Linked DNA regions of Homo sapiens: all the other regions are linked to region 1. A link is an interaction called in ENCODE POLR2A ChIA-PET data of the cell type or tissue named here. Cell type or tissue: OCI-LY7. All regions are shown on one strand. Each heading gives the region's core, and the rest is flanking DNA. Links, peaks and the distances in the headings are about the cores only. Region 1 overlaps ACTR3 (actin related protein 3). Region 2 has its middle 35 kb from the start of SLC35F5. Region 3 overlaps ACTR3 (actin related protein 3).

What was found. Peaks named below come from ENCODE experiments on the same cell type or tissue, not always from the same donor. Only the 100,000 strongest peaks of a DNase experiment are listed, where the experiment ranks them.
Region 2: POLR2A ChIA-PET joins it to region 1 with 6 read pairs; 2 of 35 experiments call an interaction of 5 or more read pairs at or near these places.
Region 3: POLR2A ChIA-PET joins it to region 1 with 5 read pairs; 7 of 35 experiments call an interaction of 5 or more read pairs at or near these places.

Annotation. Positions count from the first base shown.
Region 1 is chr2:113,896,302-113,907,553 of GRCh38, reverse strand. The region is part of intron 1 of ACTR3 (actin related protein 3); the gene reads right to left. Among named protein-coding and RNA genes, the nearest start is that of ACTR3-AS1, 11 kb to the right of the region's middle. RefSeq lists a silencer at 5,347-5,436. In OCI-LY7, for the core only: no CTCF peak of the experiment used is centred there; DNase peaks (open chromatin) are centred at 4,053 and 5,393; H3K4me3 peaks cover 3,753 bases; H3K27ac peaks cover 3,046 bases.
Region 2 is chr2:113,786,294-113,797,545 of GRCh38, reverse strand. No RefSeq gene overlaps it. Among named protein-coding and RNA genes, the nearest start is that of SLC35F5, 35 kb to the right of the region's middle. In OCI-LY7, for the core only: no CTCF peak of the experiment used is centred there; a DNase peak (open chromatin) is centred at 5,395; H3K4me3 peaks cover 1,151 bases.
Region 3 is chr2:113,957,084-113,966,709 of GRCh38, reverse strand. It overlaps ACTR3 (actin related protein 3), which reads right to left. Exons shown (of 12, transcript NM_005721.5): 12 at 4,114-9,350. The coding sequence ends at 9,255. Among named protein-coding and RNA genes, the nearest start is that of LINC01191, 18 kb to the left of the region's middle. In OCI-LY7, for the core only: CTCF peaks have their summits at 2,350 and 2,549 (motif pointing left); no DNase peak of the experiment used is centred there.

The sequences.
Region 1 (11,252 bases), core at 1,840-9,839:
GAGCTGGGTGTGACGGCTCACGCCTGTAGTCCCAGCACTTTGGGAGGCCAAAGCAGGAAGGTCACTTGAGGACAAGAGGTGAACACCAGCCTGGGCAACAAATCAAGATCCAAATCTCTACAAAAAATTTAAAAATCAGCTGGACATAGCAGCTCACACCTGTAGTCCTAGCTACTTGGGAGGCAGGGAGGATGACTTGAGCCATGGAGGAGCTATGACTGCCCCACTGCACTTCAGTTGGGCAACAGAGCAAGACCCCGTCTTTAAAAAATTATTATAAAATTACAATAAAAAATAAACAAAAAAGTAATTCATAAAAGCACCTTCTCCCCTGCTCTAAGTTACATTTAGCAAAAACTCTCTTTTGGACAGCTAGTAAACAACCTGATCTCATTCCCTCCTAATAAGCTTTAAAAATAAGTTTAAATGGCTTCATTTTTTCTTAAATTTGCCATCTGGATAATTGCATTTAGTACAGAATTCAGACTTGGGACAAACTTTCATATCTGAAAGCTATTTACCCAAATCGATCCACAGATTCAAGCATTTCCCATCAAAATCCTAATAACATTTTTGCAGAAATAGAAAAATCCATCCTAACATTCATATGGATCTCAAAGGATCCTGAATAGCCAAAATAATCCTGAAAAAGAACAAAGTTGGAGATCTCACACTTCCTCATTTTAAAAGTTACTACAAAGCTATAGTGACCAAAACAGTATGGTACTGGCATAAGAACTAACAGAATCAGGAGCCCAGAAATAAACTCTCACATATATAATTAAATGATTTTTAACAAGGATGCCATAACTACTAAGATGAAGAAAGGACAGTCTTTTGAACAAATGGTGCTGGAAAACTGGATATCCACATGCAAAAGAATGAAGTTGTACCTTTACCTTACACCATACACAAAAGTTAACTCAAAGTTGATCACAGACCTAAACACAAGAGCTAAAACTATAGAACTCTTAGAAAAAAAACATAAGGTGAAAAGCTTCATGATACTAAATTTGGCTATGATCTCTTGGCTATGACACCAAAAGCACAAGTAACAAAAGAAAAAAAGAGAAAAACTTCATCAAAATTAAAAACTTGTGTATCAAAGGACACTATCAACAGTGGAAAGGCAATCCACAGAATGGGAGAAAATATTTGCAAATCACTATCTGTAAGGGATTAATATCCAGAATAAAGAACAACACAACAATCAAAAAAAGCCCAACTGAAAAATCAGCAATCAACCTGTAATGACATTTCTCCAAAGAAAATATACAAATGGCCAATAAACACAAGAAAAGATGTTCAACCTTACTAATAATAAAGAAAATGCAAATCAAAACCAGAATGAAATACCCCATTACACCCATTAGGATGGCTATTATCAAGAAAATAACAAATGTTGGGGAAGATGTAAAGAAACTGAAACCCTTGTGCAATGCTGGTGAGAGTTTAAAATGGTGCAATGCTGTGGAAAACTATAAAATAGTTCCTCCAAAAATTAAATACAGTAATTACACGACCCAACAATTCCACTTCTGGGTATATACCCAAAAGAACTGAAAGCAGGAACTTGAACAGGTACTTATACATGCATGTTCATAGCAGCAATATCTGCAATAGCTAAAAGGTGGAAGCAACCCAAGCATCCATCAACATGTGAATGGATAAACAAAATATGATATATACTTCCAATGGAATATTATTCAGCCTCAAAAAGGAAACACATGATACATGCTTACAACATGGATGAACCTTGAATACATTATAAGTAAAATAAACCAATCACAAAAGGACAACTATTGTACAATTCCACTTATAGAAGGTACCTAGAAAAGTCAAATTCATAAAGACAGAAAGTGGAATGGTATTTGCCTGGGACTTCGCATGTGAGGAGAGAACGGGAAGTTACTGCTTAATGCGCAGAGTTTCAGTTTGGGAAGATAAAAAAGTTATGGATCATGGAGGATGGTGATGGTTAGACAATAATGTGAATGTACTTTATGCCACTAAACTGCACACTTAGAAATAGTTAAACAGTAAACTTTATGAGTATTATACCACAAAAAAAAAATTTTTTTTTTTTTTTGAGACGGAGTCTTGTTCTGTCGCCTAGGCTGGAGTCCCGTGGCGCCATCTCGGCTCACTGCAACCTCTGCCTCCTGGGTTCAAGCGATTCTCCTGCCTCAGCCTCCCAAGTAGCTAAGACTACAGGCATCCACCACCATGCCCAGCTAATTTTTGTATTTTTAGTAGAGACAGGGTTTCACCATGTTGGCCAGGCTGGCCTTGAACTCCTGACCTCGTGACCTGCCAGCCTCAGCAGTTACCACCAAGAAAATAATACTGGATACCTACCGCACATGTTAAAGCAGGATAAATCTAAATGTATCAAATATAAAGTTTAAAAGAAAATGTGATATAGTTTATAACCCTGGAGTGCAGGAGACTTTCTAACTATAACTTAAAACCCATACACTATAAAAGGTTATTTCAACTATGTAAAAATTAAAAACTTCTTTACAAAAACACACCCAAAGTAGCCAAAAGAAAAATGAGTAACAGAGAAAAATTATCTACACAAATTATCTAGACAGATATAATCTCTTTAACATATAAAGGGTACCTAGATGTTAATGACAAGGGAGGGAAGGACAGGAAGGGAGGAAACAAAAGAAGGAAAGGCAAAAAGACACTAACCATTCCCAGAACAACAGAAATGGTTATTAAATGAAAAGAGACTCAACTCCATGGGATTTTTAAAATGCAAATTAAAAGTGCACTGAGGTGCTTTCAAACATTACTAGTTGGAGGGAGGGTTGTATAACAACAACAACAAAATAAAAAACATTACTAGTTAGAATGCAAAATGATGCAGCCACTTACGAAAACAATTTAACTATCACTTACCATCTGACCCAGGAATTCTACCTCTAGTTAGAATCTACTAGAAACAAGAAAAATAAAAACAGTTGTCCACACAATTGTGTACATGTATGTTCACAACAGAATAGTTCATAAAGACCCAAAACTGGAAGAAAAACAAATGTTTAACAAGAGAACGAATAAACAAGAGTGTTATATTCATACAAACCAAAATTACTTCACATAGGAAGAACCAGGAAAACATAACCCATTCTCCTGGGAGAAGACACTCAACAGAAGGCAATTCTAACATGACCCAAATGCTGGAATTATAAGATAAAGACTTCCAATCAACAATGAGTATTAACATAGACCTGTAATTGATAATAAAGGAAATATCACCAGATAAATGAAAATAAAGGCCAAGCAGTAGAAATTATTCATTCTGAAATTGGGGGGAAAGAAAACAAGGAAAAAGGAAAGAGCTTCAGGGACTCATCAAGGACAATATCAAAAAGGTGATACACGTGGCCAGGTGCAGTGGCTCACACCTGTAATCCCAGCACTCTGGGAGGCCGAGGTGGGCGGATCACGAGGTCAGGAGATCGAGACCATCCTGGCTAACAAGGAGAAACCCCGTCTCTACTAAAAACACAATAATAAAATTAGCCGGGCGCAGTGCCAGGCACCTGTGGTCCCAGCTACTCAGGAGGCTGAGGCGGGAGAATGGCATGAACCCAGGAGGCAGAACTTGCAGTGAGCTGAGATCAAACCACTGCACTCCAGCCTTGGCAACAGAGTAAGACTCTGTCTCAAAAAAAAAAAAAGTGACACACTTAGGTCCCAGAAGGAGAAGAGAGTGTAGTAAAAATATTTTTAAAAAGAAATAGTGACAGGCCAGACGGGGTGGCTCACGCCTGTAATCCCAGCACTTAGGGAGGCCGAAGTGGGTAGATCACTTGAGGCCAGGAGTTCAAGACCAGCATGGCCCACACGGCGAGACTCCATCTCTACTAAAAATAAATTATGGGAGGCTGAGGCAGGAGAATTGCTTTAACCCAGGAGGCAGAGGTTTCAGTGAGCCGAGATCGCGCTACTGCACTCTAGCCCAGCAACGGAGCGAGACTCCGTCTCAAAAAAAAAAAAAAAAAGACAATTAGCAGAGCATGGTGGTGTAAGCCTGTAATCCCAGCTACTCAGGAAGCTGAGGCACAAGAATTGCTGAACCTGGGAGACAGAGGTTGCAGTGGGCCAAGGCTGCGCCACTGCACTCCAGCCTGGGCAACAGAGCAAGACTCAGTCTCAGAAACAAACAAATAAAAAGGAATAGTAGCTAAAAATTTTCCCAATTTAGTGAAAGACAGAAATTTAGAGATTTAAGAGGCTCAAGAACACCCAAGCAGAATAAATATAAAGAAAACCACACTTAGGCACAAACCACTGAAAATCAAAGATAAGGAAAACAATGTACTCATATATGGGGATCTAAAATAGAACCTGATAAATAAGTAGCACGGCAGTTGCCAGGTATTGGGAAATGGAGGAATTGGAGAGCTGTTGATCAATGTATACAAGTTTCCAGTTATAAGATGAATAAGTACTAGTGATCTAAGCTATAGCATAGTAACCACAGTTAATAACATACAGTATTTTACAGTTGAAATTTGCCTAAAGGCGATCTTAAGTGTCATCACACAAAAAAGGTAACTATGTCAGGTAACAAATACATTAATTAGCTTGATTGTAAGACTCATGACACAAGGTTTACTTATATCAAAACACCATGTTGTGGCCAGAAGCAGTGGCTCATCCCTGTAATCCCAGCACTTTGGGAGGCCCAGGCGGGCGATCACCTGAGGTCAGGAGTTTGAGGCCACCCTGGCCAACACGGCGAAACCCCATCTCTACTAAAAATACAAAAACTAGCCAGGCGTGGTGACGGGCACCTGTAATTTCAGCTACTCAGGAGGCTGAGGCAGGAGAATCACTTGAACCCGGGAGAAAGAGGTTGCAGGGAGCCAAGATCACGTCACTGCACTCCAGCCTGAGTGACAGAGCGAGACTCTGTCTCCAAAAAGAAAAAAAAAAACTAAACCAAAAATGTCTCTTTGTGATCTAGAGAAACAAGTTAAATATATAGAAAAGCTCTTACTATGGCAGTAATGAAAAAAATCTACAATGCTGATTTTGGCTGCGAAAGGGAGATGGTAAGGGACTTAAAAAACAACTTGCTATTGTACTCTAAAATCCTGTAGCTGAGGTTTAGCTGTACTCAATTTGCTTGTATAAAATATATAATACATCATTTTACATAAAAAAAAAAAGAAAAACAACTTGCTTAGAGAAAGGAATATAGAGAAAAGAATTCAAAAGCACTTTTGAAGCTATCAAAGCCTTGGTGACTAGAAGAATAATAGTAGAAATATAAGAAGGCTAGGTGAGAGAGGAGGCTGGACTGGCAGAAATCAACAGCAAAAGAAAGATGAGTTTTATACCAAAAAAAAGGCGAGTCTGTCACAACAGTAACTGCCTCTGAGGAAAGGGGAAGTGGATTTGGGGACAGTCATCAATAATGCTCTTTTGTTCCTTAAAACAAGAAAGATAAAGTAAGTATAATTAAATGTTCACGGGTCATAATTCTAACAAATGCAGGTATCTGTTATATTATTGATTGTACCTACCTAAAAGAAATCCATTAATAGAATCTTTTTCAGTAGTAAAACAACTTATGCCTGCATTGTAAAAGCATTAACATCCTTTGCCTTGGATATTATTTTTAATTTTACAAATTGCAAATGCTTGTACATTAAAACATGTACAATTACACTCTCTTGCTAGGGGCTAATATAGTGGTGACTTTGAAGCCAATGTTCCATTACAATTCTGAAAATTATAGGGCCCTTAAGAATGATGCTAAATCTACTCTGCCTGTGCCTCTACATACGGAACAAGTTTTAACTTTCAATAGTTCAACAAATGAAATGATATAACAAAATAAATATAAGACCCCAGAGCTTAAGGATAGAAGAGACTTTAATGATCTAGCACAACTCTTTCCAAAACCTTAACACTGACAACCACTAAAGTTCAAATAATTCTATCTTAATATGAATGACTTGCTTATACTCTTACCATATCATAAAAATAAAGTACATCTTATATAATTTTATGTAAGATATGATTACCAAATAAATCCCAAATGAAAACAGAGTTTACTAATTGATCCCAATGCCTACTCCCATAATATCTTAATTCTCAGCTTACCCAGTTTTCGTCATACAATACCAAAGCCCAAAAAGGTAATTTGGTGTTAGAAACTTTGTTGTTGCTGAAACAGAGTTTCGCTCTTATTGCCCAGGCTGAAGTGCGACAGCGCGATCTTGGCCCACCACAACCTCTGCCTCCCAGGTTCAAGCGATTCTCCTGACTCAGCCTCCCGAGTAGCTGGATTCAAGCAATTCTCCTGCCTCAGCCTCCCAAGTAGCTGGGATTACAGGCACACGCCACCACGCCCAGCTAATTTTGTGTTTTTAGTAGAGATGGGGTTTCTCCGTGTTGGTCAGGCTGGTCTCAAACTCCCGACCTCAGGTGATCTGCGGCCTCGGCCTCCCAAAGTGCTGGGATTACAGGCATGAGCCACCGTGCCCAGCCAGAAACTTTTAAAACAAGAATGCAGTGGCTGATTCACAGGGAAATTTGTCAAGTAGAGTAAGACAATATTAGCTATAAAGATAAACAGCAATGGTTTAAAAAACTTTTCCAATTCCCTCCAACATTTTTCTCATGACATGCAAGTCAATGTTTAACCTGACACAAAAATACTGATGGACTGTTGAGTGAAGAACCTGGACGCCTACTCTGTGTGTCAACAGAAACATTCTCCTGGTCCCTTCAAGCCTAAACCTTAAAATCTTAACTCCTTTTCACTAGTGGGGAGAACATGAACCTTGAAATAAAGAAGACATGACTGAATGCTTGTTCCACCATTTACTAGCCTGTGATCCTGTGATCATAGACTATCCCTAATGCATCGGGAATAAAACTAAATTCATGAGGTTGTCATAAGGATTAAAGGACCTAACAGTGAATAAAACTCACTAAGTATTTGGTAAACATTTCCTTCCCAAGATGATTTTCCTTTATCCATAGGCCTTCCTTTATCCCTCTACCCATTCCTTTAATTTTGCTTTCAAAGATTCTCAACGTTTTCCCAGTCCCTTTGCTATACGTCCATCACCACTGAAGACAACGACTACAGCAGTCAGCACTTGCCCCATGAAAGAAATCAGTCACAAAAAGCCACAAATTGTATGATTCCATTTACATGAAATGGCCAAAATAGGCAAATCCATAAAGACAGAAAGTAAATTAGTGTTTGCTAAGGGTTGAGGGTAGAGGTAACGGAGAGTGACTGCTACTGGGTGTAGGGTTTTTTGGGGTCATGAAAATGTTCTAAAATTGATTGGATTCCAATAAGTGGCATCCAGGCATTAAAAAAAAATGAAATTGACTGGAAATAGTTGCACAACCTTGTGACTATACTAAAAACTACTCAATTACACACTTTAAAAGAGTAAACTTTACAGTATGTGAATTATAACTCAATAAAGCTGTATAAAGTAAAATACTAGACCCAGACTAATAGTGCATAAATTTACCTTTTATCACTCTTTTGCTTAATGATCTACACAATCCACTACTGTCTATCAAATAAATCGCAAACCATTCTGCCCCATTTAAAATCCTTCTGAAATAAGGCAAGATGAGTAAATAAACTACTTGCTGTCCCACAGCTCCCAACAGAAATATCTGAATTCCAGGCAGGGCAATTTCCTAACTGACCCATCCCCCAAATACTTTGAAACTCCTTCATGACTTCCCTTTATCAGTAAAATATTTGCTGGGCATTATTAAATATCATGCAGGACGCTATCACTTGAATAGAGAATGCACAAAAAAGAAATAATCCCTGCCACTATGGAGCTTTCAATTTAGCTCACATCCTAGATTTGAAGTCCTTCTTCCCATATATCTATCACATCCTATTTATGCTTTTCCAAGGATCTGATCAAGTTCAGCTTCTTCATAAATCATCCTCCAAATACTACAGCCCTTATTAATCTGCCCAAACAATTAAATGCTAGTAAGCCATCCATAATTATTTCACACATATTAGTTTCATCTTTGAAACTAAACTGTAAACCTCAAGTATAAAATCATGCCTTAGTTTTCTTGTATATACCATAGTGTTCAGCACAGAACTGAGACTGAAATAAATACTTGATTACTTTAAGTTCTTCTATTTTTTTACTTTCATATGTGTTTTGTGCAGTCATTAATGAGCACATAATACATAGTGAGTAAAATAATTACAGTAAGTAATGCATCAGTGGAGATTATTCATTTTCAAATTGCAGCTTCAGAAATATGTATGCCTTCCTTTTGAAGATATATGTAATTAGCATCATTTCCTTGAGCTGCCCTGAATTTATCAGCAATTATCAGTCCTTGCAATACTCAAATAAGCAGTAAGCAAATCCATATTTCACTTTAATGTGTTATAGGTTAATCAAATCAGTGAACTGGTCACTAAGACCTCCCTATATGTTTCATATTTGTACTAAAAATTAGTAGCTTTGGGTTTAAGTATGTATAAAATGGACACTCTTAAAAACTGGACTAATAATTTGACCACTCTCCTTGGATGTATCTCAATTAGGGAACAGTAGAGCAGTGAGCTCTGGAATGAGACTACCCCAGGACTAAAATTCTAAATCTACTACTTATCTTTGAAATGGGATTATTTATAACAGTAACTACCTCACAGGGCTTCTGAAAAGGTAATAACATCCAAAACAAAACGTGCAAAGGGCCTTGAAATGGCTGATTGGTACACATCCCATTTAATACATCTTTAATAATTAAAATCCAAAGATATAAATCTCTGAAACCATAAAGAAAAATTTTTTTAAAGAGAGCATTCATTTTATGAAAGTCATCTGTCCTGGCACCTACAGAGCACAACTTTTAAAATATCTCTAAACTTGGTTTAAAACATTATTATTGGGAAACATAAAATTAGTTTCTCATGTGTGCCATACAGTATGCCTCTGCATTACAACGAAACACTGAAGAATTCTGATGTAGGCTTCAACTAAAACTACTTTAACTATAAATAAAATACATTATGTTATTCCAATTACTTAATTTCAACTATTAACTCATAAATGTGAACTCACAAGAAAATTTAAGAGAACTCAACAATACTATCAATTAATAATTAGGAACACTCCCAAAAGACATTTCTCAACTCTGAGCCTCTGTTTCATTTGTAAATGAAGACTGGATTAAATTATCTCTCAAAATCCCTTTTCAGCTCTATAATTCTGTGTGAGTCATTAGGCATTTCCCTTAATTTACTAAAGCAAGTTTCACAAATACACATTAAATGCTATATTTGTACCCTTGAGTAACTGAATTTTAAAAATGCTTATAGCAGAAGCACACTAGATTTAACTAAAATAATCTCTATAACTAGGCAAACACTTGTGTCCTGTCATACACTAATACTAAAAACATGGTTTACATGTTTACAGTAGATTAAGCCAACCCTAAACTACAAGGTCTTCTGCACCCTAATTCTCTCTCTAGGACTTTTATCCTCCTCATTGTAACCTCTCCTTTACACTAAATACTGAAAAGCACAGAAACCCTTCCCAAGAGCATTGCATTTTCACAAATGACACAAAGTCTTAAAGCAAGGACAAAATGTTTAAAAATAAAACGTTTAGGTAATGTCCTTCGGCAGGAGGAAAACATGGCATGTTGAGTATCCGAACAGATGAATATTCTTCTCAGGTATGTATTAGGGTTGGGGAGCAGAAGGAAAGCTGAAAGAATACATCTGGCCGAGACGGGTGGATCACTTGAGTTCAGGAGTTCAATATCAGCCTGGCCAATATGGTGAAACCCGGTCTCTACTAAAAACACAAAAATTAGCCAGGCATCGTGGCGGGTGCCTATAATTCCAGCTACTCGGGAGGCTGAGGCAGAAGAATAGCTTGAACCCTGGAGACGGAGGTTTCAGCAAGCCAAGATCACGCCACTGCACTCTAGCCTGGGTGACAGAGCAACACTCTGCCTCAAAAAAAAAAAAAAAAAAAAAAAAAATAACATCTGGCCACACAAATTCAAGCTATTCCTTTCCTGGTTCCAAGGAGTATGTAAGAATGGCTTGAGTTTAAATCGACAGTTTGGAAAGAATTTTGAAAATTCTGAAACAAAATTATTATTAAAATTCTGCAAAATCGTCCTTTAAAAAAACTAGAATTTTTTTTCTTTTTTTTGCTCTGGTATTAGTCAATTATGTAGGTTACGTTGTTTCCTGATATAAAGGCCCATATAAAGTTATAAAATCAGCACACAAACTAATATTAGTCACTATCCTATTTCAAAGAACTAAATTTAAAACAATCCAATAACATCACCTTATCTCCTATCTAATAATTCATAAATGTCGTGTTTGGTAAGCTACAGCACACATTTTTGTAGTGCTATTATTACTTAATTGCTTTGCTCTTGCTTCTTTATGCTACTGTCTATCACTGATTATGGTTGTGTCATAAAAAAGGCAACAAGCTCCAACAGAATTACAAGGGAGCATTCAAATGCTTTTTTTATTATAGTGGAATTTTGTTTCAGGAAACACATGTTGCTACATTTTAACCATTCCAAACTTCTGCTCCTAGTCCAATCCTTTAGCTGTTTCCACAAGTTGGGGGAGCAGGAGCATGCTGGACAAGGGAAATTTAGCTAGAGCTAAACTCTCCTCCTGATTAAGGATTTTGCCTCTTAGAAAATTGAATGACATAGGTGGAGATAAGATTGTCAGCATAGCGATCAATTACCACGAGCCAATCAGTCACTGTGATGCTCAAGAAGCTAGATCACATATCCACAATTTTTTTAAAGAAGGGAAACTGATATTCAATCTTTCCGTTCTTTTCTCTCTGAATGCTCTCATCTTATTAGCTTCAGTTAACAAATTATGATTCCCAAATATCCACCTTCATTCCCAAAGGTCCTGTATTTTTAATTTCCTCTAGAATGTTTCCAATTATAAATCATCATTCCAAATTCAACAACAAATTCCAATTTTACTCAGTTTCTTAAAACTAACTCCCTTATTGTCCCAATCACTCAGGCTTACAATCTTGAACTATTCATTGATGCCTATTTACAATCCACTGGAATCAACTGCCAAGTCCTAGCTATACCTCCTTCAATCTCTCAAATCAGCAAAAACATTTTGACTGTGCAGAGAACTGTGTGTGGTAGGCAGGCCAAGGCCTGCAGGAGATAAGAAAATAAGCATAACACACTGTATT
Region 2 (11,252 bases), core at 1,628-9,627, 110 kb after region 1:
ACATTTCCATGGACACATTGAAGTTGAAAAGACAACTTAAATTCTCTAAAGGCTTTCCACCTGTATATTTGCAAACATATGATAGGGTTTTTTAAAATACCAATTTTATGCTGAATAAGGCTTTCCCATTCAATATCCTACTGTTAGTTTTTATTAGTATACTATATATTACAACAAAAAGATACTAAATACCTAGTTAAAATAATTAATCATGCACAGAGCATTATTTCATTTGACAATGTTCTGTTCATTTATCTGCTGTAATTCCTACAATACGACTCAGGCAGGTGAATTTGTAGGTTTATTGATGTTCCACAGTGAGCAAGTCTATGCAAACCTAACCCCAAAGGCCAAGGAAGCTGAGAGTCTGAAGAATGAGGCTGACAAATCCACTCCCTCAGAAAAAAACACTTAACAGGGAGTTATGAACAGAAGCTATGTCCTAGGCAGCCACAGAAGAGATGGCGGATTCCCAGGCCATTTCCACCCAGACTCAGGGTATATACCATAGGGAAGGAATGTGTAGGACAGTTAAAGCTGACCCCTCAGGGAAAGGCAACAAGGCAATGTGAATCTACCTAAACGCAGGATGTATGGTAAAGGTCGTTTTGAACAAAGGGCAGGATTTATAGTAACAGTAGATAAAGGAGAAATCTTAGAGGCATTCCTGGAACAGGGGTCAATCAGAAGTCAACATAGCAGATTAGCGTCCAAGATGGAGTTGCTTTAATCTTCACAATTGGACAATCATACAGGCTGTCCTAAGATTTTTATAGGCGTGTTTCCCTTTGTCCTCTTCTAGAAGTCAATTTATGGCTTGACGATATATTTAAGGTCAACTTGCAGAAGTATGAATGGCTTTATGTTTTTTCTCCTTTCATGTTAAGTGCAAGTTAAGTAGTCTGCCAAGTAGATCATAAAACAGTCTTGAAAATATTGGCCAGGCACAGTGGCTCACACCTGTAATCCCAGCACTTTGGGAGGCCGAGGTGGGAGGATCATGAGTTCAGGAGTTCGAGACCAGCCTGACCAACATGGAGAAACCCCGTCTCTACTAAAAATACAAAATTAGCCAGGCATGGTGGTGCATGCCTGTAATCCCAGCTACTTGGGAGGCTGCGACAGGAGAATTGCTTGAACCCGGAAGGTGGAGGTTGTGGTGAGCCGAGATCGCGCCATTGCACTCGTAAAGACGTGTAGTTTTTTTTAATAACTCGTTTTGTGCACTGATACTCATTCATAACACATAGCCAATGTCTTTTCCTTAACACCATCACTGTTAATGTCTGCTGCTTGGGGCTGAGATAAAGTTCCTGGCTTACCTTTAAACACATCACATTGGCACTGAAATTTTGAATTTAGCTGGAATCCCACAAGAATCTCCCTCCTGCTCATCTGCATGGTCACAGTCAGATGGCCAGTCTGCCATTCTTATTTGTGGCAGCAGAGTCTCTCCAGTTTGGGCTTCCAGCTGCAAGTGCTGCAGACATCTCCCTAAAGATGACAACCAGAAACAAAATGCAGACCTCTGGCTCAAGTAAAGCCATTCCCACCAAGATTTCTTATTTGGTGGCCACACCCATGTCAGAAGAGCATTTCAGGTCTGTGGCATCCACACCCGAAACATTAATTGCTGTGCCCTGTGCAGCTGTACATTCACAATCTCTAACTAGCCAGTGGTAATGGAGCCTCAAATGGACCCTGGAAAAGGCAGCTGAGAAGGCAGTGGCTGCTTTTCTGCATCATTGCATGATCCAGGAAATACCTTCCGTGGCTCTAGAGTTGAACCTTATTGAGGCTGAGCTGGCTGTACTTTCCAGTGCTGATGACTGAGTTGTGTTTGGGAAGAGGAGCGTGATGGTTGTTAATTCAAGCCTGGCAGGAGCTCTCAGAGATATTGGTGGGAGGGTGACAGAAACAGCTGGACTGCTTGTCTTATTTGGCGTAAGGACCAGTGTGTGTTAATCTGGGCTGCAGGCTGTGTTCCCTGAAAATCAGACATTGGGAATCTGAGATTTGCATGTAGGGAGTCTATAGGGGCTGATGCATGGTGGGTATTTTGGGCATCAGTATATGAGGGGGAGTGAAGGACACAGGAATAAGCAGAGGGAAATGATGAATTGCTGTGTAGTGACAATAAAGGACTCAACTGATCCCTGGAGGCACTGTGGACCTATAAAGTTGTCCCCAGCAGAGGCAAGCATGCTGGGCTTTCATTCCTCTCATCCTCCCACCTCCCATGTTTAGATAAGGGCTGCCTCCAGGGCAGTGACCTTGAGTGAGGCAGCTTTGGTGATTCAGCTGAGAGCTGTCAGCCTTCAATACTCCCAGCAGCTAGGAAAATGAGTGATGTATTTCTGAAAAGATGGTACCAGGTGAGGGGAGAGATGAATCTTACATCCCACAACAGCATCCACTGTAATCTTACATCTCACAACAGCATCCACTATATTCTACGGCACAGACATGTCAGATAGGAGGCATTTCTTATAAGTTTACAAAATTGGCGAGGAAACCTCTCTGCAGCTCTGCATACTGACTGCATGTAAAATCGAACATCATTGAGGGTTGCACAGTAATTGTGTTGCCCAGTAAGCTTGTGGCCACCTCAGAAGCAGACATACTACTCTTATTCTCATGACCTCACCGTAATTGCAATGTAGCTTTTCTCTCTGTACATGTCTTCCTCTCCTCGACCTCCATTTCAACTGTTTTCCCCTCCCTCCCTCTTTCTTTCTTTCTTTCTCTTTCTTTCTTTCTTTCTCTCTTTCTCTTTCTTTCTTTCCTTCCTTCCTTCCTTCTTTCTTTCTCTCTCTCTCTTTCTTTCCTTCCTTCCTTCTTTCTTTCTTTCTCTCTCTTTCTTTCTTTCTCTTTCTTTTCTTTTCTTTCTTTCTTTCTTTCTTTCTTTCTTTCTTTCTTTTTCTTTCTTTCTTTCCTTCCTTCCTTCCTTCCTTCCTTCCTTCCTTCTTTCCCTTCCTTCCTTCCTTTCTTCCTTCCTTCCTTCCTTCCTTCCTTCCTTCCTTCCTTCCTTCCTTCCTTCCTTCCTTTCTTTCTTCCATGGACTTTCATTCTGTCACCAGGCTGGAGTGTAACAGCCCGATCTCAGCTCACCGCAACCTCTGCACCCCGGGTTCAAGCGATTCTCCTGCCTCAGCCTCCCGAGTTGCTGGGATTACAAGTGCGCACCACCACACCCAGCTAATTTTTTGTATTTTTAGTAGAGATGGGGTTTCACCATGTTGGCCAGGCTGGTCTTGGACTCCTGACCTCAGGTGATCCACCAGCCTCGGCCTCCCAAAGTGCTGGGATTACAGGTGTGAGCCACGATGCCCAGCCCAATTATTCTTTCTTTTGCATTTGTATCTTCTGAAGAGAAAATGTATCTGAATCTCTGAGTTGACCTCTGATACAGAATGTTCCAGTTGGGTTGATCTTCTGGGCAAGGCCAGCTCAACCTATAACTAGTTGTCTTTGGTCTGGAAATGGTTTCAGCTCTGGTCACATGACACAAAACAAGTGAAGATAAATAGAAACAGGCACAGAGTCCTACACAAAATTAAGGTGTTGAATTAATAAATGCATTTTTATGATATTTGTGAATATTATTAATAAATAGTAGCTCCCGGTTGTGGGAAAGATGATGTAGAAGCACTGGATATATCCTGTGATATTACTATGCACAACAACTATTTAAAAAATTTTTTTAAAGAATCTAATCAATATGTACTTACATACAAAAAATTAGCTGGTCGTGATGGCACACGCCTGTAGTCCCAGCTAATAGGGAGGCTGAGGCAGGAGAACTGCTTGAACCCAGGAGGCAGAAGTTGCAGTGAGCCGAGATTGTGCCACTGCACTCCAGCCTGGGTGACAGAGCGAGATTCCGTCTCAGAAAAAAAAAAAAAAAAAATGTACTTATGACTTTTTTGAATGGTAGCAAAAGTAGCAGAATTTTTTTTTTTTTTTTTTGAGACAGGAGTTTTGCTGTCACCCAGGCTGGAGTGCAATAGCATGTTCTTGGCTCACGGCAACCTCCGCCACCTGAGTTCAAGCGATTCTCCTGCCTCAGCCTCCCAAGTAGCTGGGATTACAGGCGTGCATCACCATGCCCAGCTAATTTTTGTGTTTTTAGTAGAGACGGGGTTTCACCATGTTGGCCAGGCTGGTCTTGAACTCCAGACCTCAGGTGATCCACTCCAGACCTCAGTGCTGGGATTACAGGTGTGAGCCACCGTGCCCGGCCTTTTTATTTCTTTTAATCTTAAAAGTGATAGCATTTAATTGTCTAAAGGAAAATGGTGGAGAATACCAGAGGGACTGGAAAGGAAGAAGTTTTTTTGGGAGGGGTAAAATAGCTGTAGATTTCTTTTAGTAGAAAAATGTTTATATATATTGAATACTAATTCTAATAATAACTTATAGAGAGCTACAAGGTTTTCAAAATTGTTTCAGAGAACATTATACAAGTTGATGGTCCTAACAGTGCTGTGTGATAGGTGAAACAGAGATTGTAGCCTTTATTATATAGATGATAAAACTGAGGCATAGACTGGGCACAGTGGCTCACACCTGTAATCCCAGCACTTTGGGAGGCCGAGGCCAGTGGATCGCCTGAGGTCAGGAGTACAAGACCAGCCTGACCAATATGGTGAAACCCCATCTCTACTAAAAATACAAAAATTAGCAGAGCATGGTGGCATGCGCCTGTAGTCCCAGCTATTCGGGAGGCTGAGGCAGGAGAATCGCTTGAAGCCAGTAGGCGGAGGTTGCAGTGAGCCGAGATTGTGCCACTGCACTCCAGCCTGGGTGACAGACGAAGACTCCGTCTCAAAAACACAAGACAAAACAACAAAAAAACTGAGGCATAGAAAGAGTAAATGTCTTCCTCCAGGTCACATGGCTAATTCATCTAATACATTCTCTAGTTTTCCTACTTTAGCATCCTGTGGAAGGATCGTGGGAAGGAGATGCTTCCAGATAGGGCTTTCATAGTGTTGAGATGGGAACGGGAGTTGCTACACTTAAACATGGCACCAATGTCACTTCATTTGTCTTCTCCCCAAGCAGTTTTTCCTCTAAATCACCATATGTTTGTTAAACGGGGCTGGAACCTCCCCACCTACTGTTTAGGATTTCCTTTCACTACAGTGTAACATAAAGTGTTGGCATCAAATCCAGAGACTGTGTGGATTTGAAATCCTCCATAAGGTACAACAATACCAATGTGGTAGTTATGGGCATTTGGTCACATAGTTAGTAATGTAAGTGTTAGTGGCCTGGCCTGTCTATTTTTATGCATAAAGAGAGATCAGCAAGAATCAGATTATCTAGAGTGGCACATTGTTCAACAATAGACACAGTGAACATGAAAATAAGTGGTTACCCAGAGTTTAGGGAAACTGAAAGTGCTGCATGCCTTTTACGCATTCAGATGTCATGCAATTCTTGTTTTCATTTAGTTATTCATTTGAGTTGTGCCTGGATTAGAGATACCGTAAGTGGCAAGTCTACCAGAGTGGAAAAAAATTCAGTCATGGTATCATGCCTTAAGGAAAAATGTGGTTATTAAAGCATGTTAATTTTTAACTGAAAAATAGCTGACTCTTTTCCTGGAAGGATGTGAGCAATGCAACTATTTAAAAGTAAACTTTTTAAGCCACATAACCAGCACCCAGTTGAGGCTTGTGTTGTATTAGGTACTGAAAGCATTTTATGGAACTCTAAAATTACTAACAATATATCAAATACAAAGCATCTGTAAATTCAAACCATATATATAATTGCATACTAGTAATTTAAGGAAATGAAACTTTCTCCCTCAAATTCTTACTACCATAGTAGTAATTTATTCAGGCTCTCTAAATGTTCAATAACAGTAAAGATATATACCAAATTCATGGCATCAGAGGTGTTTCTGGTGGCCTTGTCTTTCACATTACATAGCTTTTGGGGGAAAAACTCTTTATTTTTTTTGAAATTTCTTTGTTGTTGTTGTTGTTTTTGTTTTAGACGGAGTTTTGCTTTGTCACCAGGTGGGAGTGCAGTGGCATGATCTCGGCTCACTGCAACCTCCACCTCCTGGGTTCAAGCAATTCTCCTGTCTCAGCCTCCTGAGTAGCTGTGACTCCAGGCATGTGCCACCATGCCCAGCTAATTTTTTTTTTTTTTTTTTTTACTTTAGTAGAGACGGGGTTTCACCATGTTGGCCAGGATGGTATCTACCTCCTGACCTTGTGATCCGCCCACCTTGGCTTCCCAAAGCGCTGGGATTACAGGTGTGAGCCACCGTGTCCAGCTCTGAAATCTCTTTTAATGAAAAATTTCAAGCATACATAAAAGTAGAATAATATAATGAACTCCGCATATACCTATCATCCAGCTCCAACTATGTTAAATTCTTGGCTAATCCTTTTTCATCTATACTCCATCCCCTTACTACCCCAAATATTTTAAAGGAAATCTCAGACCACATATTTTTCTTCTATAAATACTTTAGTTAGTATACACCTCTAAAAGATAAAAGAATCTTTTAAAAATATAAGCATGGTGGTAGATTATAGATGGTCTTACATGTTTTTTACTTCTCCTCTTGAGAGGGGAAGTCTAATTCCCCTCATCTTCAATCTCAGCTGGTCATAGAGACTTGCTTGATCAGTAGAATGTGGCAGAAGTATTATTTAAGCACTTCTGAAGTTAAGTCTTAAGAAGCTTTGAAGCTGCCATCTGGACCTCTTGGGATACATCCTTTGAGAACTCTAAGCTTCCATATAAGAAATCTGAAAACCCTGAAACGCTGATGAGATCACAGGTCAGTGCTCTAGTATAAAGTCTCAGTTGAGGTTAGCCTTCCAGTCTTCCTTTCCAAGGCACCAGACATGTAAGTCAAATCATCTTAGACCTTTTAGATCTGCCCATCTGCCAAGTGAGTACCATGATGAAGCAGAAAAACCATCCAGCTGAACCCTATTCAAAATTCCTGGCTCGCAAAGTTGTAAGATGTAATAAAATGGTCGTTGCTTTAAGCCACTGTTACGCTGCAACAGATAAAATGGAACAACCACAGAACCATTAGCACTCCTAAAATAATTAGCAATAATTCCCTAAAATATCAAATATCCATTGTTCAAATCACAACTAATCTTTTGGAATAATTTTATTATTATTACTATTTTGTAGAGACAACTGTCTCACTATATTGCCCAGGCTGGTCTTAAACTCCTGGGCTCAAGAGATCTTAATGCCTCAGCTCACTAGAGAGCTGGGATTACAGGTGTGAGCCATCATGCTTAGCTACGAATAATTGTTTTTGTTTCAAAATTATCTTGAATATTTTGTTTTAAGTGGGATCTAAACAAGGTCCATACATGGTGATTGATTTTTATATATATATTTTTTTGAGATGGAGTCACACTTTGTTGCCCAGGCTGCAGTGCAGTGGTGTAATCTTGGTTCACTGCAATCTCTATCTCCCAGTTTCAAGCAATTCTTCTGCCTCAGCCTCCCAAATAGCTGAGACTACAGGTGTGCACCACCGTGCTCTGCTATGTTTTGTATTTTTAGTAGAGACAGGGTTTTGCCATGTTGGCCAGGCTGGTCTCAAATTCCTGACCTCAAGTGATCCGCTTTCCTTGGCCTCCCAAAAGTGCTGGGATTACAGGCATGAGCCACCACGCCCCGCTGATTTTTATATTTCCTAAGTCTCTTTTAATAGTTTCCTCTTCCTTTTTTTGTTTCAAATTATTTAAGAAACTATATAATTTGTCCTCAGAATTTTCCGTAATCTGGATTTTAGTATTGTTTTGTTGTTGTTGTTTGAAGCAGAGTCTTGCTCTGTCACCCAGGCTGGAGTGGAGTGGCATGATCTTGGCTCACTACAACCTCCACCTCCCAAGTTCAAGCAATTCTCCTGCCTCAGCCTCCCATGTAGCTGGGACTACAGGCATGCACCACCACGCCCGGCTAATTTTTTGTATTTTCAGTAGAGACAGGGTTTTCCTATACTGTCCTCAAGTGATCCGCCTTCCTCAGGCTCCCAAAATGCTGGGATTACAGACGGGTGTGAGGCACTGCACCCATCCTGGATTTTAGCATTGTTAACACCTTCTCCTATCGCCTGTGTCTCCTGTAAGTTGGTAGTTGGATCTAGAGCCTTGGTCCATTTCACGTTTGATCTTTGGCAAGGCTATTTCACAGTGGTGGTGTTTACTTCCATCAGGAGACACATCATATCAGATTGTCTCTTGTTCTATGATGTTTGCAGCCATTGACAATCATTGCCTTGATCCATCAATTAATTTGGGTTGCAAAATGAAGATTGTATTAATTAGCTATATCTGCATAAGAAAAGAATCAAAGAATCTCAGCAGCATACAATAATAAATATTTATTTCACTTATTTACCATCACCTTCACCTCATCTTGTGGGCCGAAGCAAGTCGTATGGCCAAATCCAAAGTCAAGAGGTAGCAAAGTAATCTTGCCTCGAGTGGAAGGTGAGGAGTCAGCTTCCAGTCCAAAATCTTATGCATGATCTTCCAGACCTGATGATGGGGAATTAGAAAGCTTTACCTGGCAAGACTCATGGGGGGAAGCTGCCCTCTTCACACCACACTTGGTGCACAGCCAGTGCATTGCAGTCTCTGGAGGAAATTACAGTCAAGGACCCATGGCCCTCTCTGCAGACCAGCCATGTCCTTACACATTCTGCATTCCTAACTTAGGTGTCTCCATTCAAAGGTTTCTTTATTGGGGGGGCCTCAGCTAAGGCACTTCCGTTGTGCATCTTCCAAGATCCCCTTATGGGGAGTCTTGACTGAGGCCTTTTTCTGTACTTTGACTCAGTACTTTTGCACTCTGAGCCCTTCCCTCTCTCCCTCCTTCCAGTCCCTTACTCCATTTTTTTCAGGGTTCCTCAGCAGTGAAATGATTCCTACTGTCTATGCTGTACCCACCTGACCCTAGTCTGGTGATGTTCACTGGGAAAACTGGGACACTGGGGAGGTGGTCCCTTTCTCTTCTGTCTCTTGCCTGCATTGTCACAGTAAGTGAATAAGGCTTAATTGTTACTTTAAGTTAGTCTTGTCCTAACTGACCACCTTGACACCTAGCAGCTCTGCAGGAGGGAGTTACATGGGAAAGCTACATAGAAACAAAGTTACATGCTAGGTGTGGTGGCTCAGGCCTGTAATCCCAGTACTTTGGGAGGCTGAGGTGGGTGGATCACTTGAGCTCAGGAGTTTGAGACCAGCCTGGCCAACATGGCGAAACCCCATCTCTACTAAAAATACAAAAATTAGCTGGTCATGATGGTGCACACGTGTAGTCCCAGGTACTCGGGAGGCTGAGGCCTGAGAATCACTTGAACCCAGCACACAGAGATTGCAGTGAGCTGAGATCGTTGAGATTACGCCACCGCACTCCAGCCTGGGTGATAGAGTGAGAGTCTGTCGAAAAAGAAGGAAAGAAAGAGAGAGAGAGAGAAGGAAGGAAGGAAGAGAAAGAAAGAAAGAAAAAGGAAAGAAAGAGGCATGGACACTGAAATTGGAGAATTATGTCAATATCATAATATTTCAGAGTCAGTGATAGTCCACTATTATTCTTCCTTTATTAAATAGCAACAATATTTCTAGAAAGAAAAAACTAACAAGTTTTTCAAAATGGTTACCTAATGTTTAGCACTTTAGAAAAGTGACAAATGGTCGGGCATGGTGGCTCACGCCTGTAAACCTAGCACTTTGGGAGGCTGAGGTAGGCAGATTACTTGAGGTCAGAAGATTGAGACTGGCCTAGTCAACATGGTGAAACCCTGACTGTACTAAAAAAAATTCAAAACTTAGCTGGGCATGGTGGCACCTGCATGTAGTCCCAGCTACTTGGGAGGCTGAGGTAGGAGAATCGCTTGAACCTGGGAGGTGGAGGTTGCAGTGAGCCAAGATTGCATCACTGCACTCCAGCCTGGATGACAGAGCCAGACTCCATCTCAAAAACAAACAAACAAACAAAACCCAGAAAGGTGACAAATGAGTTTTTAAAGTATCTTTAAAATTAATTTATGGACAAATGCAAATCAAAACCACAATGAGATACCATCTCATACTAGTTAGAATGGCAATCATTAAAAAGTCAGGAAAGAACAGGTGCTGGAGAGGATGTGGAGAAATAGGAACACTTTTACATTGTTGGTGGGACTGTAAACTAGTTCAACCATTGTGGAAGTCAGTGTGGCAATTCCTCAGGGATCTAGAACTAGAAATACCATTTGACCCAGCCATCCCATTACTGGGTATATACCCAAAGGACTATAAATCATGCTGCTATAAAGACACATGCACACGTATGTTTATTGTGGCACTATTCACAATAGCAAAGACTTGGAACCAAGCCAAATGTCCACCAATGATAGACTGGATTAAGAAAATGTGGCACATATACACCATGGAATACTATGCAGCCATAAAAAAGGATGAGTTCATGTCCTTCGCAGGGACATGGATGAAGCTGGAAACCATCATTCTCAGCAAACTATCGCAAGTACAGAAAACCAAACACCGCATGTTCTCACTCATAGGTGGGAACTGAACAATGAGAACACATGGACACAGGAAGGGGAACATCACACACCGGGGCCTGTTGTGGGGTAGGGGGAGGGGGGGAGGGATAGCATTAGGAGATATACCTAATGTAAATGATGAGTTAATGGGTGCAGCACACCAGCGTGGCACATGTATACATATGTAACAAACCTGCAAGTTGTGCACAAGTACCCTAGAACTTAAAGTATAATTTAAAAAATTAATTTATGGATTTTAAACAAACAAAACCCAGAAAGGTGACAAATGAGTTTTTAAAGTATTTTAAAAAATTAATTTATGGATTTTAAATATATTTGATATATTTTAATCTATGGCAATTACCACTCTGATTATTGGTAAAACTGCTCTGTCTTTTGCCAAGAGGAGCCTCATGAAGAGGTTTCGGAATCTTTTTGACATGACCACAGTCTACTTTGATAGTTTCCTTGCTTCTGGTATGACAGGATATTGCAGACCTGAAATCAGGCATTCAGCACTTAATGTTACAATGTAGAGGTAGATCCAGTGATGGAAGGGTCAACTTACTTTTTACTATATCTGAAAAGAGGTTACTTTTGAAAGATTAAGTAATTTGGTTACCAGGATGAATTATGTATAAAAATATGCTGTAAAAATTCAACATACTTAATCTGGCAGTATAGTTATTTCTACTGTATTTCA
Region 3 (9,626 bases), core at 1,627-9,626, 59 kb before region 1:
TTTCAATAGGAATCTATTCAACAAAGTTGCTCCTACAAAGGGAACTTTTCAAAGGAAACAGCTATGCACACAGGATAGCCTTCTGTGTAAATCCCGTTTACAGAAATATACTTTCAAACCTGCACCTTTAAGATTTTGCTCTTTTTATGGAGGATGACAACGAGGCTTTTCTGTCTTATCTTACCCTAGGCATACATTAACTGCTTAAAAAGGCATAGCCTATTGAGTTTTTATTACTCAAATAATGTATGTTCAATCATCTCAGCTCAAATATGTCATTATTAAACAATCGCACCCATTATAGAGAACATAATGACACCATTTGGAGTGGAAAGCTTTTCTCAACCCTGCGGTACCCCTTGAGTAAAGGGCTTTTGTGTCATAGAACACTTTCCACTTCATCTCATCATGAAACGTTAATACACTGCAAGGAGTTGTTTGTAAATTAGTCTGGTGGGTGTAAATCAGAGAACAGATAGCACAAAAAGTTGTTGTTCAGAAGCGTGAAAGACATGAAACTAGAACTTCTCTCTGTTTTTAATAATTCTAGGGTAAACTTACTTGGATTTAGTGAACATGAGACAAAACTTCCCATCTGATAAAGCAGTTCAGCTCTGCACCAAAATATAATCAAGTTCATCAATGTTTAGATTAATTAAAACTAGATTAATACATGAAAACCATTCCTAAAGAGAAGTCCTTACCAAGTATTCAACCATGTCCTGTTGATCAGCCACATGTATTAGAACTGGCCCTTATCTCAGAGATGACACTAAGGTACACATTCAAAGGCAGCAGTGATGACAAGTGTCAGGAAGGCCTCTCCATGTAAGATTGCTTTGTTTTTACTCAATGTGTGGAGCCCCCTCTTGAGGTCAGCAGCGACATCACATATGCATTACTACAGCTGCTGCTTAGAGCCAGGTGTGTAAGACATCTTAGAGCAGGAGTCCTACTTGGCACAATGAGATGTGAAGGGAAAGCTCCCTCACTCTAAAATAACTCAAGGCTACCTAAAAGACTTTTGTGCTGCCAGAACACATATTAATTCCATTTTTCAAAATATTTACAAGCCTTCATATGTATCTAACCTCAAGCAGCTTTTATCTCATTCTGAAGTGCTATCCCCAAAACTCACAACCTGGGATGCGGATCTTCTTTATAAGTGTTAGCTTTAAGCTATAAATTTTGAGTCCATTTTGCAGGTTTTATAAGGATACTCTAAAAGAATTTGGCAGCACATGGAAGAAAGCTGTTTGCTTTCTTGATAAGTGTAGCTTCAGCTCGTTTGCTTACTACTTAAGCTAAAATGGCCCGCATCCACTTTCTTAAGGAACTTTACTTCCTTCTATAGTTGCTCATTTGTAAGTTTATAATAAGCCCAAGGAGGCCAGCTACTTTGGAAAGGGTAATGATCTAGCCAAGGATGTAAGGGACCCCGAGCACATAACGCCTGGACCTCAGAACACCATACATTTTGAGTTCGTTCTTAAGGTAATTTTATAACTTTGAGCATTTTTAAGTTATTGAAATTTTCTGTGGAAAATAGCCAACTTAAATTATTAGGATACAGAGGAAAGCATACTTTGAGTAAATATATTTTGGGATATAAAATCAAAATCACAATCTTCTTCCATGGTAAAGCTCACCTTAGGAAAATTATCTTGGGAGCGGGATGCCAATGGTCAGTTCTATGCTAAAATAATACAGAGCAACTGGTTAAACCAATCCATGCCATCACTTAGGATTCAGATTGAAACATGAAAAACGTACCACTTATGTAGTTCTAGATCACATGTTGCAAATATGGAAACAGTTTCTGAACTTTCTCTTCCAGGGAAGAAACCTTCATTTATAGTACATATATTTTCAATGGACAAATGTAGGGCCAGTTTATGAGTGCCTCAAATCTGCACGATGAATTAAAGCCAGTTATCATGTATGTGTAATGTAATATTAAGGGATGAACATGTCTTACGTTTCAGTAATTATGCAATTAACTTCGCATCTTTTCAACTGGAGAAACTGTACAAAGTCTAACCTTAAAAAAATGTAGAGAACACTAGCAAGTACTGTAAAAAGAGAATTTCAAGGGCAAAAAAAAATAAATCTTAGAATGTTACTCAATCCTTTACCTCTCCTGGATTTCATTAATGCAAGAATGTAAACAATCTTATTTCTGATTTTGAAATTTTAACGTTACTTTGCTGTAGCTTGAATATACTTTTAAAGTTCCAGAATGCAAAAATCACGTATTTCATTCACCACTACCCCCAGCATCTTGAAGAGTGCTTAGCATATAGAATGTTCCAAATCAATACTGCTGATAAATAAATCCCACTGCAAATTACTGTCATACCCTAAAGAACATCTTTGGTTTTACTCAAGTCATGGGTATATTACTGAAAATGGCATGCTTTAAATAAGAAAATGAAATGCATTATTTCCATAGTCCAGATTCAATTTGATTTTAATAGCAAGCCTTATTTAAATATATTCACTTACAGATAAGGGCAGAAAAGAGAGACATCTAGTGGGTGGACGGAAGGAGTAAGCTCAGAAGCCACATCTGCCACTCCTTCCATCTCTTGGCTAAATGTCTCAAAAAGTCGTTTGTCAACTTTGTGAAACAGGTCAAAGGCATGTTGCTACTTCAATTTCAAAAAGAATACTAGAATACTAATGACGGAATGAAAAATCTTCCACTTGGGGTTTAAGAAGTCATTTCTCCTTGAGGGGAAAATACGTAACACCATTTCATTCATTGTTCTAGTGCCCTGAGGAATACTGCCCACAGAGTTGCAACCTCCCACTTTATAGAGGTGAAGATAGATAAATAGACAAAGACAGTACTGCCCAGACCAAATAATGCTATTTCTTTTGAGATATACCAGTGGCAGGGGACTCCACAGACATTCAACTCAGATGTTATCTAAAGGTGAGATCACTAGCAGATCTCTGAGCTTGAGGTCATTAAAACATATATAGACATATAACGGCTGCTCCATTTTTTCAATGGACCATCTTAAAAGGAAGATAACTTTATTCAACAAATGTTTAAGCATCTGCCACATGCCAAGCATTGTATTTTATAACATCATTACAAACTTCCCTTTTATTTGTAGCCTAAAAATGTTTTACCAGTCTTCAAAAGCCAAGTGAGGTACTTTCTAATTCATAAAAGATCCACTTAGGTCACTGGCAAGTTGAACTTTCAGCATTAGTGAAATCAGAAACGAGGTACACAAACTTAGCACCAATGTGGAGATACATAGCCAAAATGTGAACGACCTCAAGTATGCCCCGTGGAGAAGCTAAATTAGGCAGTCTGAAATCCCCATAGTTTTTCTGTATATGGAATGTCGTTTTTAAGAGCTCATTGCCTATTCATAAAGTCCAATCCAATCTCAAAAAGACTGCTGAGTTTTAGGCTCCTTCCTTAGTTCAGCACATTAGCCTGGTAACTATCTGGTAACTATAGTATCAGACATGACTTGGTCATCTGATACCTCCCTCTAGTAGTCTAGCACAGGAATCTTGCTATCAGCTTTCCCAATAGAATGAGTCAGAGAAGCTAAGAAATGTTGCCAAATTAATTTTGAAAAAAATTTAATAAACCATATGCTATTCAGTAAAATATCAAAAAAATTATAACCAGTAAGTTCTATTCTGCAACTACCTGTGTGGTCTTTGCAAAGTCACTTTTCCACAATGTTATTTATGTCAATCATGTGTGTGATTTCACCCTGAACTGCATCAACTTTTTTAGCCAATGTTTGTGTTTGAGGGTGTGTTTGAAGGTGTCAGATATCCTTCAGTCTTCTCTCCCACTCTTCTCCTCACTTCTCCTAATCACAATATTCTAATCCCCTCCCCAATTGCTGTAACTCAAGTTGCTTCTGCCATATCTAAAATATCATCCCCACCTACTCTCCATCTACTAAAACATTCATCTTTCAAGGTTTGGGCTAAGAAAAATCAGTCTACTGCAGTAGAAACTACCCCACTAGTGCTTTAGTCATCTCATGAATGTATACATTATTCCAACTAATCATTTTAGCATTTAAAACAAGTCTCAGATTTTCTTGTTGCTCAGGAATTTATTTGGGAAAGATCCCATGTACCCACAATAAGAAAAAGATGTGTGGTTCCAATTCCGATATCGACTTTCTAATATAATTCCAAATAAGATTAACAATTTACTGCAACCTTGAATCTTATTAATTAAAAATGGAGGAAGTTTAGAATTAAGTCATCTCTAAATCAAGTGGTTTAACATGGGATCTGGACAATATCAAAATTGATCAATAAAAGCCAGAGGGAGAAATGAGGCCTGTTTCTACTGTTAATGTTGAATGTTACATTTCAGGACATGTCAATTACCTTGTACAACAATCTGATTTAGAGCCTGTGATCATTTACACTACAGAGATTTTGAAATGACTGAAGGCTTAGATAATTATTTAAGACCTGCTTCAGAAAAGTCATGATCACTTAGTAATCCCCCACTACCTTACGCAGAATGTCACTTCTAAGGTAGAAACTAGTGGAACAGAAAAAAAGTCGTAATTCGGTCATATTTGACAAATATGGGTATTTTGAAGGAACAAAAGTTGTATACTCATGTAATTCAAAGTTTTATTTTAACATGAAAAATAATTTTTACTCATTCATTCATCAAACACATCCACTAAACTACTATATGCCAAGCAATATGTCAGGCACTGGAAATATGAAATGAATAAAGCAGATGCTACTGTCGAATTACTTTCATCTGTTGTTGGATGTAACACTTAGGTAAAAATTTTAGGAGCAAAGTACTAATTTTTAAACAATAGATCCACTTTTATAAGCCCCACTTTCACCTTACATAGCTGGACTTCTCCCTCTAAACAACTAACACTACCATTTTTATGAAGAGAAATTCCGCACTTACTATCTCTCAAATCTTATCTAGGCAAAATATTTGTCCCTCCTCTAAGAGTGCCTTTACTATTAGACTAAGCCAAGGACAGAATATTTATTCATCTTTATGCACAGTACTTGAACCACAGTAGACAGTCAATCAATGCTTCTGGGATTGAAGGCTCAAAACTTGATGCAATATATAGGTAATATAAGTGAATGTTGGTGCTTGAATAAAAGAGAAACTTTATTTTAATTCAGCATCTTAGTTTTAATGTAATTATAAAAGTCACCAAAAATTGACAGAACACTAGAAAACAAGTAATTGCTAAATCAAAATAGAATATCGTATACTTTTAATCTTTCATTTTTTTTCTTTCAGGTTTTTCAGTTGCCTTCTTTCCTAGATCACGTATTTCTATCGTTGTTCCTTTTTTATTGTTCCTGTGACCACTGGAGCACTAGTAATAAATCCTTAACTCAAATAGGTTATATTTAATTTCAGCACCCAAGCTCCAAATGCATCAGCTAAACTGGGTTATAGCATGGAGAATACCTCAGACGACCACAGATTTTATTTTTGTTAAGATTCTATCAAGACTGAGGCAAATTATAATAAAAGTTCTCATATCATAGAAAACAAATTACGTGGAAAAGGATAAACATTTATACAGTACTGAAGCGTTATCAACAATGAGTAGCAGAAATTCTTTTTCACTGAAGTCCAAAAGCCATCCCAGCCCTCCAGCAGATCTAAAGATTCTTGCTAAAGGTCAATTCAGGATATAGACCTAATACAAGAACAAGGTATTTACTGTCAAGATTTGCTATGAAAGTTCCACGTAACTTGTAACAACTCTGTCCTTGGCCAACTATATATACAAGGTGCTGTTACAATGAAATATATTTTAAGGCACAGTATTCCAAACTGAGTAGAACATTTTGCTCCCAGAGTCTGCACAGATTTTGGATTATTTATACCAGCTAATAGAATTAGTACCAATTAACCCGAGTTGGAAATCTGGGTGGTAACAGACTTCAGAGGGCTATCCAAGGTACTCATGCCTGGTGACTATGAACTACGAAAGATCAGAAAGAATGGGTCACAGGAATCAAGGTTGAGCTGGTAAGAAAAGGGGGAAAAGACTGGACTTCAGTATTGACAGATTAGCCCAGAATGAAGAGGAACAAAAACATCCTTTACTATGGTACAAATAAGCTTTATAACACAAATAATCTTCTCAATAATTTTATAAACATTCTAGTATCATCTTTAGGGTTATCTGAAAGAAGTTTCTATAGATATATTCTCTAGTACTTTTCTGTAGAAATTAAAAATAAAGATCATAATTGGCCTATTATCCCTGTATTTCATATTATTTCTAAAAATATTCCTAGAAATATCTGCAAGAATAGTTATTTTAATCTTTTAAGTAGCTGTGAAAACAAACCAAAAAATTGTATTGGGGGGTCTGAATAACCACTTTATCTCCTATAGAAAAGAAGATAGGTAAGAAGAGGATGAGTACTTATAGTAGGTGCCATGAATTAATGTCTAAGGGTGAAGATGTGAAATTTGCTCACTTTTTGAAAAGCAGGCATCAAGTTAGATAATGATCATTGATTTTATTTGTCCATTACTATTTCCCACTTGATCAAAGCACTGCCTATTAAAAAGGATAAATCAGATAATACCTTTACTACCACTAATGAATCAATAGAAAAGGCTAGGTTTTGCAGTCAGAATCTACTACACTGCTAATATTGCTATTAATAAGCTACATTATATTCTAACAACTCAAAGAAATTGCAGGATAATCCAGTATAATGCCTTTACCTTATATATAAATTGAATCAAGGTCCAGAGAGTTCAAATAATTTGTCCAAAATAATACAAATATATTTTCCAAGTTTTAACAAAAAACAAAGTTCGAGGAGCTATATCATCAATTATCAGAATCAGAATTAAAAATTAAATCACTGGCTTCAGTTAGTGCTTTTGCTACCATGCTCACGTTGCTTGATATCTAATCAATGTTACAGACTATTTAGTTCACCTTGGCCAACCTCTACATATTTCCAGCTGAAGTTGCTTTAAGTTGAAAAAACGGTATACAATCACAGAGGAGAGATATAAAGAAACAAGAATGCTGCTACCATCCTATTAGGGTTCACTCCTCTAAAAGTAGAGCAAAGGGATATCAGAACATACACAAGAAGGGCTGGAGTTTTGTTTCCCCAAATAAGTTAAGCGTAAGCTTCAAGAAAGTTTTTGATCTTCATGTTTTTGTAGCAAACAGTTAAGAACATCTCTGTATAAATATGCCTGAGATTGTCATCAAATAGCTTTATAAACATGTCTTTCTAGCTTATTCACTTAACTACCCAACCATCGCCGGTGGAAAAGACATATTTATGACAATGCTAACAATATTTTATTGGGCCAGGAGCATGACATCTTTACTGCTTATCAATATAGTTCTTTATCAAAAGATCTTTAATAAAAGCAAAGTGCAGAACAGTATATACAGTAAGTTCCTATTTGTGTAAAATAAGAAAGCTACATTTATTTCTACCTACACAGAAAATTACAATACAAGGACATCTAAGACATTCCAAGTAGTCTGTGTAATGATGGAAAAATGAGACAGGCTAGGGAAAAAAACTTACTTTTGCTAATCTACTCTTTGGTACTGTTTGAATAGTATTTTTATAATGTTTGTGAATTACTTTTCCAAGTAAAAAAAGGAGACCTTTGATACTGATGATGATACTACTGTAGGATATAGTTTGTCTTTTACAATCCCATACTCAAAGAATGAAGATTCACAAAAATTATTATAGGATTTTAAATATTCAGATCCACTCTAAACAAAAACTGAAGTTTACTCCCCAATTCTATCTTTAGAGTAAAAACAAAAAACTAAACACTTTATATTCTTTCACTTTTGAATAGACGTATTCCAATCCTAACGTGTTATTTTCATGAATAATGGAGTTCAAGTGTTCACTGATACTGCTAGTAAAAAGCCTATAAAACATTTCCCATTTTCTCTTTCTATAAATAACTGGTAAAATTTTAAGGTCACAAGAAATTTTCTACCATACACATTACAGAGATTTCAATAACTCCCAAATCTCAACAGAAACAGATATCACATACATAAAAACAAAATAGAATTACATTACTTAAAAAAAAAAAACATTAGAAAAGGTAATTCAGTTTTAATTTATTTTCATCACTTTTTCTTCATAATCCAGATATTTTAAAATGCAAAGAAAATTAACTTTCAATGATATGTTCAGGGACTGGCACTAAAAAAAATTTTCAGACTGCAAATGAGTTATACAAATGAAAATATCAAATGGAGATCCAGTTATCAAAATGAAAGCACTCAACATATTAAAAGTTCACAAGTATTTGTATTGAGCACATTACAAAAGTCAGCTTGCTAACTGTTGTGATTTTAAAGAACTATTGCAGAAGTCTGAAGAAAATAGATTTATTAGTTAACTTATAAAGAGATTAAAGAGGCTGAAACAAGTATTAAAAAGAAATTTGTGCCTTTATTAGAATGTTAGGCTTTAAATATGCCAATTTTGATAAATTATTGTTGTTGTTTTGTTTTTTATAAGAAATGACACTACAGAACTGCAATACTGGTCCAACACTCTTGTCTTTACTCTTCTTTTAAAGCAAGAAACAGAATGCGAGTAATCAGAAAGCACTAGCAGGCATCAGTTAATCCAAGATACTAGCTCTTAGTTCCAAAAGCACTTGCAAAGAAAACCTTTTGGGGGGAAGGGGTGGAGAGGGATGGAAGCACTCCATAATAACTGGAATCCCACGAGTGTGTATGCCAAGTCTCATGAGGCTATTTTTTGAATTTATCCTTTACTTGGTCATGGTTTTTTCCCTCAAATACAATTTTTCTTTGACTTTTTTTCCTCAAAGTATAAAAAGTATGAAATATAAACAAGCTCTTGCACTGCACACTTAGAAGTGTACAATTCAAGCATTATAGAGCTATCTACACACTGATAAATCCCATCGAATCTTGGATAATTCATTAATATACAAAATATCAGGGCACAGAAAGAACTAAAACCCACTTCTTTTTGTTACACATAAGATTCAAATATTCAATCTAAAGAAAAACACAATCACTTTCGCTCTCTTCTACATCTGCATGGTGATACACTTATTAAAATATTCCTGTATAATCATGTTTGGTGTTACTATTTCAAGTCAGGTTTAAAACCTCAAAACCAGCCATCCAGACAAAACAGGTAATCAGAAAGATTATCTCTTCCCCACCTCCCTAACCCCAATAACTATGAAGCCAATTTTACGACATGACTCCAAACACTGGATTGTGACGACAAATGCTAGGTCCAATTTCTTCATAATCCTTTTTGGTGTGGCATACTTGGTAGAACTCAGGCTGAAAACAAAAAATATGTATTTTTATAAGGGTCAAAAATCTACCATCTTGAAGGTATATTGAAATAAACTTTAAGAGTGATGCTTTAAAATAGATGTTAAGTCTAAAATGTTTATTATTAGTCCATTCATGGCATGAAAGCTTAGAAATTCTAGCAGCCATGACTTAAAATCAGCTATAAATCTTTATCGGAACTCCAAAAGAGCAATTAACTCCTGTCCCCAATCCTTGTCTCACACACCTGCTGCGAGGATTCTGAAATTTTGAAAAATGGAA